Linked DNA regions of Homo sapiens: region 1 is linked to region 2. A link is a loop called in an ENCODE intact Hi-C map of the cell type or tissue named here. Cell type or tissue: dorsolateral prefrontal cortex. All regions are shown on one strand. Each heading gives the region's core, and the rest is flanking DNA. Links, peaks and the distances in the headings are about the cores only.

Region 1 (2,908 bases), core at 233-2,732, 110 kb before region 2:
TGTCGATTCATATCTGTAGGATTAATAAATGGGTCTGTTATATCCGTTTTACTGATGGTGAAATGAAGGACCAGAGAGAGTAAGTGGCCTTTCCAAGGCTTCACAGCAAGCTTGTGGAAGAAACCACCAAGAAACCAGCTCTTGAGACTTCCAGCATTTGTTCCAGTTCCTCTGCAAGGGAAACCCCCATTCCCTGCTCTCTCTTTTTCCCCTCCTCACAGGCAGCAGGTATGTGCACAGACAGGCCTGGAGCTGGGCTAGGGTAGGAGTCCCCTGTGAGGCTCCACCTCTGCCTCTCCAGCTCCTTGGCCGGGACCCACTTCTGCTCCAACTCTTGCTGGCCATTAAGTCTGTGCCCCGCCTCACTCAGCCCGCCGCAGCCCCACTGCCTGTGGAGAGGTGAGTCCCACCTCTCTGAGCCTGCTCCCTTCCCCAGCCATAAGACGAATCAGCCTAGGAGATTCTGAGGCTCCTTCAGCCAGGAGGGCCTGTGATGCCCTGTGAAGACGGAAGAGGCTGGGGCCAGCTCCATGCTGCCTGCAGCGTGGCTCAAAGCACAAGCCTTCACCAAACATCAGAAAGGCCCAGAAATCTCATTTTTTCCCAAATGTTCCAGAATTTGACTTCAATGTCACATACTTTTAAAACTTCCCCGTGTGTGGGGAGAGGGTAGGGAGTCTTAGTTTTCAGTTTTTCAAAACAAGCAAATCCAGATGATCTTACTGCATAATCAGGTTTGGGCCACACTTTAAAGTTGACATGGATCTTCCATTTCATACCACACCTCATTTGCTCTGTGCAGCCTTCCTGTGAGGACAGCAGGGCAGGGCTTAGAATCAGCCCATTTCACAGTCAAGGAAAACGATGTCCAGACAGTAGGTGGCAGGGCCTGGGACTTACACTCAGAGGCCCTGTCCCAAATTATGTCTGCTTCCTGCTCTCCACAGAGTGATTTGAGTTGAAAGGAGAAAAAAAAGAAAGAAAAAGAAAGAAAGAAAGAAATTAAGGAAGGAGTGGGAAGGAAGGAAGGAAAGGAGAGGGAAGGGAGGGAAGGAGGGAAGGAAGGGAGGGAAGGAGGGAAGGAATGAAGGAAGGAAGGAAGGAAGGAAGGAAGGAAGGAAGGACAGAGAGAGAGAGAAGGAAGAAAAGAAAGAAGAAAAAAAGGTTGCGTATAATAACTTGATTGGTAGACCTGCCGGAGGAGCCTGCTTAGCCCTGGCAGGAGGCTAAGTCATTTGGTGGGAAGCCCTTTCTCTAGGGGATGGGGTGAGAGATGACAAGAATAATAAAACTCTGAGACAAAGCCAACAGCATGCTGAGTGACTCAAAGGATTAGGGCAGCCCAGGGAGTAGGCCCCTGGGTCTCAGCGTGCAGGATTTGTCCCCACATACACGTGAAAGCCATGTGTTTGGCAGAGACACCACAGTCCTAGCCATGGGGCATCCAGAGATGGACTAGAGCCAGCCCTGGCCCCAGTGGCTTTCCATCCCATGGGAGAGTCGAATGACTGCAATACAAGGTGAAAAGTGACTGCATAGGCAGGGCACGAGCTTGAGTTCCCATCTGACAAGAGGGGCAAACTAGGTGAAAACTTGCAAGAATGGAGTTGCGGGCGGAGTGTGTTGCAGGTCTCCAACTTGTCACGGAGTTTGTGCCCACCAGAGGGCGCTGCCTTAGACACTCCCGTTCCTTTCTCCGCCCGCCCATTGCTCCCTTTCTCCCTGCCCTGTGCCGGGCTTGTCGCTCTATACACAGGCCGGGGGTTAGAGGGGTCCCCACAAGAGGAAAGCGAAGGGCAAGCTCAGACGCAGAAGTCTGATGAGCAGCGGTTTTCAGCAGCCACCAAGGACTCCACTTTCACATCTTCCCCTCCGATAAAAGAACTTTCAACCTGGTGTTTTATAGAATTTAAAAAATAATGTTTATTCAGCAGGCCGGGCCTGGTGGCTCATGCCTGTAATCCCAGAACTTCTGGAGGCTGAGATGGGAGAATTGCTTTAGTCCAGGAGTTCGAGACCAGCCCGGACAACATAGTGAGACCCTGTCTCTAAAATAAATAAATAAATATTTTTTAAAAAGTAAAATAAAATTCAATAAATAGTTTAGAGGGTCTCCTGTGTCCAGACCCAAAGACAAGTACTGGGGAAAGAGCCATGACCACAGACCACCTTGGTCCCTGCTGTCATGGAGGTGGTCATCTACGGGGAGGGCCAACAGTAAATGGGTGCCTGGGCATCTAAGTAAGTGAGGAGATGGTGAATGCTACAAAGAGGGCAAATTGGAGCACAGTAGAGGTGACGGGGGTGCCGGCAGAGGTAACGCGGTTGGGTGCTACTCTCACGTTTGAGCTGAGACTTAAAAGAAGGGAGGAAGCCAACCCTGCGGGGACCTGAGGAACCTTTTCCAAGGGAGGAAATCTCGGTGCAAAGACCTCAAGGAGTGAGTGAGCTTGGCACACTCAGGAAGGACGCGAGGCTGGCCGGGGCTTGATGGGAGAATTGAGGGCAGCGAGGCTGGCTGGATAGACCACTGTCAGTGCTGCGGATTTTACTCCAGTCACAGCAGGAAGCCAATTAGAGGCCTTTAGACAGAGGTGACACAGGCTCTGGGGACACTTTACAAAGATTGCCCTGGCTGTGAGTGCCAGAGCAGAAGCAGAGAGATCCATTAGGAAGTCCTTGCCATAAACCAGGAAGGAGATGAGAGTGACTTGATGGTAGCAGTGGAGATAGGAAGAAATGTAGGAATTTGGGTCTGTTTTAAAATAAAAATAAAACTTGCCGATGAAATGACAGGTTATTCGGTGCCAGGCGCTGAGATGTACACTTTGTGTGTATTGACTTATTCATTCTCGCTATATATAAAGCTGTTTTACAGAGGAGAAAATGGAAGCTCAGGGAGGTTAAG
Region 2 (2,908 bases), core at 295-2,794:
AGGTTGCACCTATTTTTGTTCGTTTTTTACTTTTTATTTATATCATAAGTAGTTATGTGGGGTTTTTTTTCAACTTTTATTTTAAATTCAAGAGTACATGTGCAAGTTCACTATATAGATATTAATTCTTAACACAGCAAGATTGTGGAAGTTCTTATATAATATTCTATGGATCTTTCTCATATCAAATAATCTTTATATGTGTTATTTGGTCATATTTATTATTTATATCATATTCAATTATTTAAATAATGTAAATATAATTGTTTTTACCCATTTTGCAAGTTAGGAAACTAAGGCTTAAGCATAAATAAGTTGCCTAAGTTCACACAGCTAGAAGGTGGTAGTAGATAAGAACACAGTAATGCCTACTCTAAATTGTGAAGATGAATTTAGATGATCTCCCTATCTACATCCATCTCTGAAGTCTCTGAAGCTCTGGGAATGTTTAACATTATTTGAAGATCTGCATAATCAGTAAAATATTTGGCAAAATGAACTTGCATTGGGGAAAAGTGCTGGGTTGCTTTCAGGCTCAAACCAGTTACAGCTTTCATCAAGCTAATTTGCTGACTGGGCAGGACGGCTTTTCACAGTGGAAGTGAAGCAATATAGATCACTTTTTCAGCTTCACTAGATTTTAATGCTTCTATTTATTTATCTTTAGCTCTGGGTGATGGTTTTACAGTTGTAAATACAACCGAGCTCTAAATTGTTTATCCAGTCACCTCAGGGTTTTATGTATTCAGCCAAATGTTGGAAAACCGTTTAGATTGTGGAGCACACTGGCTCCACCTACTGTCCTATGAGAAAACACTTTCCTACTGTATCTTCATTCACAATTCTCTTAAATTGTACCCTTTTGCACATGTGCTTTTCCCCAAACTTTGTTTCTCATATTTTTGATATTTGAGTTTCCGTTTACCTTGCTGAAAGATAAATTTACCTATTAAGAAATCGTGAAATTACTGTAACGTCAGTCTTGCCTGTAATTTATATTATAAGGAGAATGTGTTTGGGGGTATAAAAATATCATAGTTTTCAAAAATCTAAATCTATATCAAAATAAGACTTTCCTTCCAGAAAAAAAGTGTTCAAAATATTTTAGTACACTATTGTGTGGTGTATGAATGAATATCTCGCTTTTATTTCCAGAACAGAAATTTTTTAATTGAATTTTCTGGAAGCAGTTAACCTCAAATCCAATTAAACTCTTAGTAGAAGTAATTTTATTTTCTACCATTCATCTTTTTAATACTTTAGTTTTCAGTTATAAAGACAATATAGCAACATTGTAGAAAATATGGAAAAAGGGGGAAATCCATTATTTAACCTGCTTAAATGTTTATTCTTAATTTCTTGGTTAGGGAACCCTCACCAACTATAGTTTTACCAAGTCATGATTGATGAAAACATAGTTTTATAATTGTGGTCGTTATCAATTTATTACTTCTTAGCTCTGAGTTCAACATTCATTGCATGGTTGGTGAAAATAGACCTGAGCCCTTTGAATATTTTCCTTTGACAACTGGCTGGATGTTAAATTTTGTCAATAGAGGGCGCCAGAGAGACATTGCAAGAGGAAGAGATTTTCCTTCCTGGTTCTGGTGTGCTGGCTTGGCAACTTCTCTGGCGCCAGCTCTTGCAGTCCAAGTGGCTTAATAGCTTCTGGCTCCTACAGTGCTGAGGCTTCCCCAGTGCCCACCTCTTAAAGCTTGGTCAGCTTCTGGTGCCAGGCTATTGCAGAACGTGGCTGTCAGCAGCACCTAGTGGTCAGTAGCATCCCCTGCCCACCTACCTCTCCGCTCTATGGGATTAGCTTTAGCTGGCACCCTAGAGGGCAGAGTTCTGACAAGTTCTGAACAGTAGATTTCAGCAAGCTCTATGGGTATAGCACCACAGCAACTTCTCGGCTATTCAGTGAACCATGGTCATGCCTTCTCCAGCAAGGTCTGCATCTCAGCCTTGGGGAAACCTCTTTTTTAATGCTCTATCTCAGCCTTAGGGGTAGTGGCTGCTCCTTACCTCTGATATTCCTTTATTCTGTAGAGTTTTCTTTACTTGTGACTAGCCTGTCTCTCCTTACTCTTATAAGTTAATAATTCTCTATTCAAATTACTCTGGTTTATCTTTTCTGATTGAACTCTTGACTTTTTTTTTTTTTTTTTTAACAGACAGAGTCTTGCTCTGTCACCCAGGCTGCAGTGCAGTGGTGTGATCATGGCTCACTGCAGCCTCAGCCTCCCAGGCTCAAGCGATCCTCCCACCTCAGCCTTCTGAGCAGCTAAGACCACGGGCAAGTGCCACTATGCCTGGCTAATTTTAAAAAATTTTTTGTAGAGATGGGTTCTCCTTATGTTGCCCAGGCTGGTGTCGAACTCCTGGGCTCAAGCAATCCTCCCCCCTTGGCTTTCCAAAGTGCTGGGATTATAGCCATGATCCACAATGCCTGGGCTGAAACCATTTTTTTACCCAAAGTTTTAAGTCCACGATCATTTTATGTGCATTATTTTGCTTAGTAAAATTAAATTAGCTAACATGTATAGCTATATAAGCTAAATTGCTTATTTACAAAGCAATTACATATCTATTATTCTTTAAATCAGCTTTTTAAAAGTAACCTTTTATTCTTTTTTCCTGACTTTACAGTCTTACCTGATTTATCAATTTTTTGCCTTTGTGGTTAATCCTTTTCATGTCCTACTGAAAAAAATCATTGCCTCTCCAAGGTGATAAAGATGTTCTCCCATATTTTCTTCTGAAGGTTTTATTGTGTTACCTTTTACATTTAGATCTATAGTACCTCTGGAATTTATTTTTAATTAAAACAAATTTTTAATTGTTTATCGAATTGGGCAGCCCTTGAACCAGAATGGGTTCAGAGAAGCTCCCATCTGGAATTTATTTT

The links. Hi-C counts contacts between places; a loop is a spot of excess contacts. Peaks named below come from ENCODE experiments on the same cell type or tissue, not always from the same donor. Only the 100,000 strongest peaks of a DNase experiment are listed, where the experiment ranks them.
Region 1: a loop joins it to region 2, with 1.0 times the contacts of the local background. A loop is called at or near these places in 105 of 110 quality-filtered maps.

The regions. Positions count from the first base shown.
Region 1 is chr11:76,805,928-76,808,835 of GRCh38, forward strand. No RefSeq gene overlaps it. Among named protein-coding and RNA genes, the nearest start is that of TSKU, 24 kb to the left of the region's middle. RefSeq lists enhancers at 1,438-1,487, 1,568-1,617. In dorsolateral prefrontal cortex, for the core only: CTCF peaks have their summits at 1,680 (motif pointing right) and 1,887; a DNase peak (open chromatin) is centred at 1,664; H3K4me3 peaks cover 861 bases.
Region 2 is chr11:76,918,484-76,921,391 of GRCh38, forward strand. All of the region lies in intron 1 of ACER3 (alkaline ceramidase 3), which reads left to right. Among named protein-coding and RNA genes, the nearest start is that of ACER3, 59 kb to the left of the region's middle. In dorsolateral prefrontal cortex, for the core only: CTCF peaks have their summits at 791 (motif pointing left), 1,584 (motif pointing right) and 1,790 (motif pointing left); DNase peaks (open chromatin) are centred at 601, 783 and 1,628; H3K4me3 peaks cover 602 bases; H3K27ac peaks cover 1,367 bases.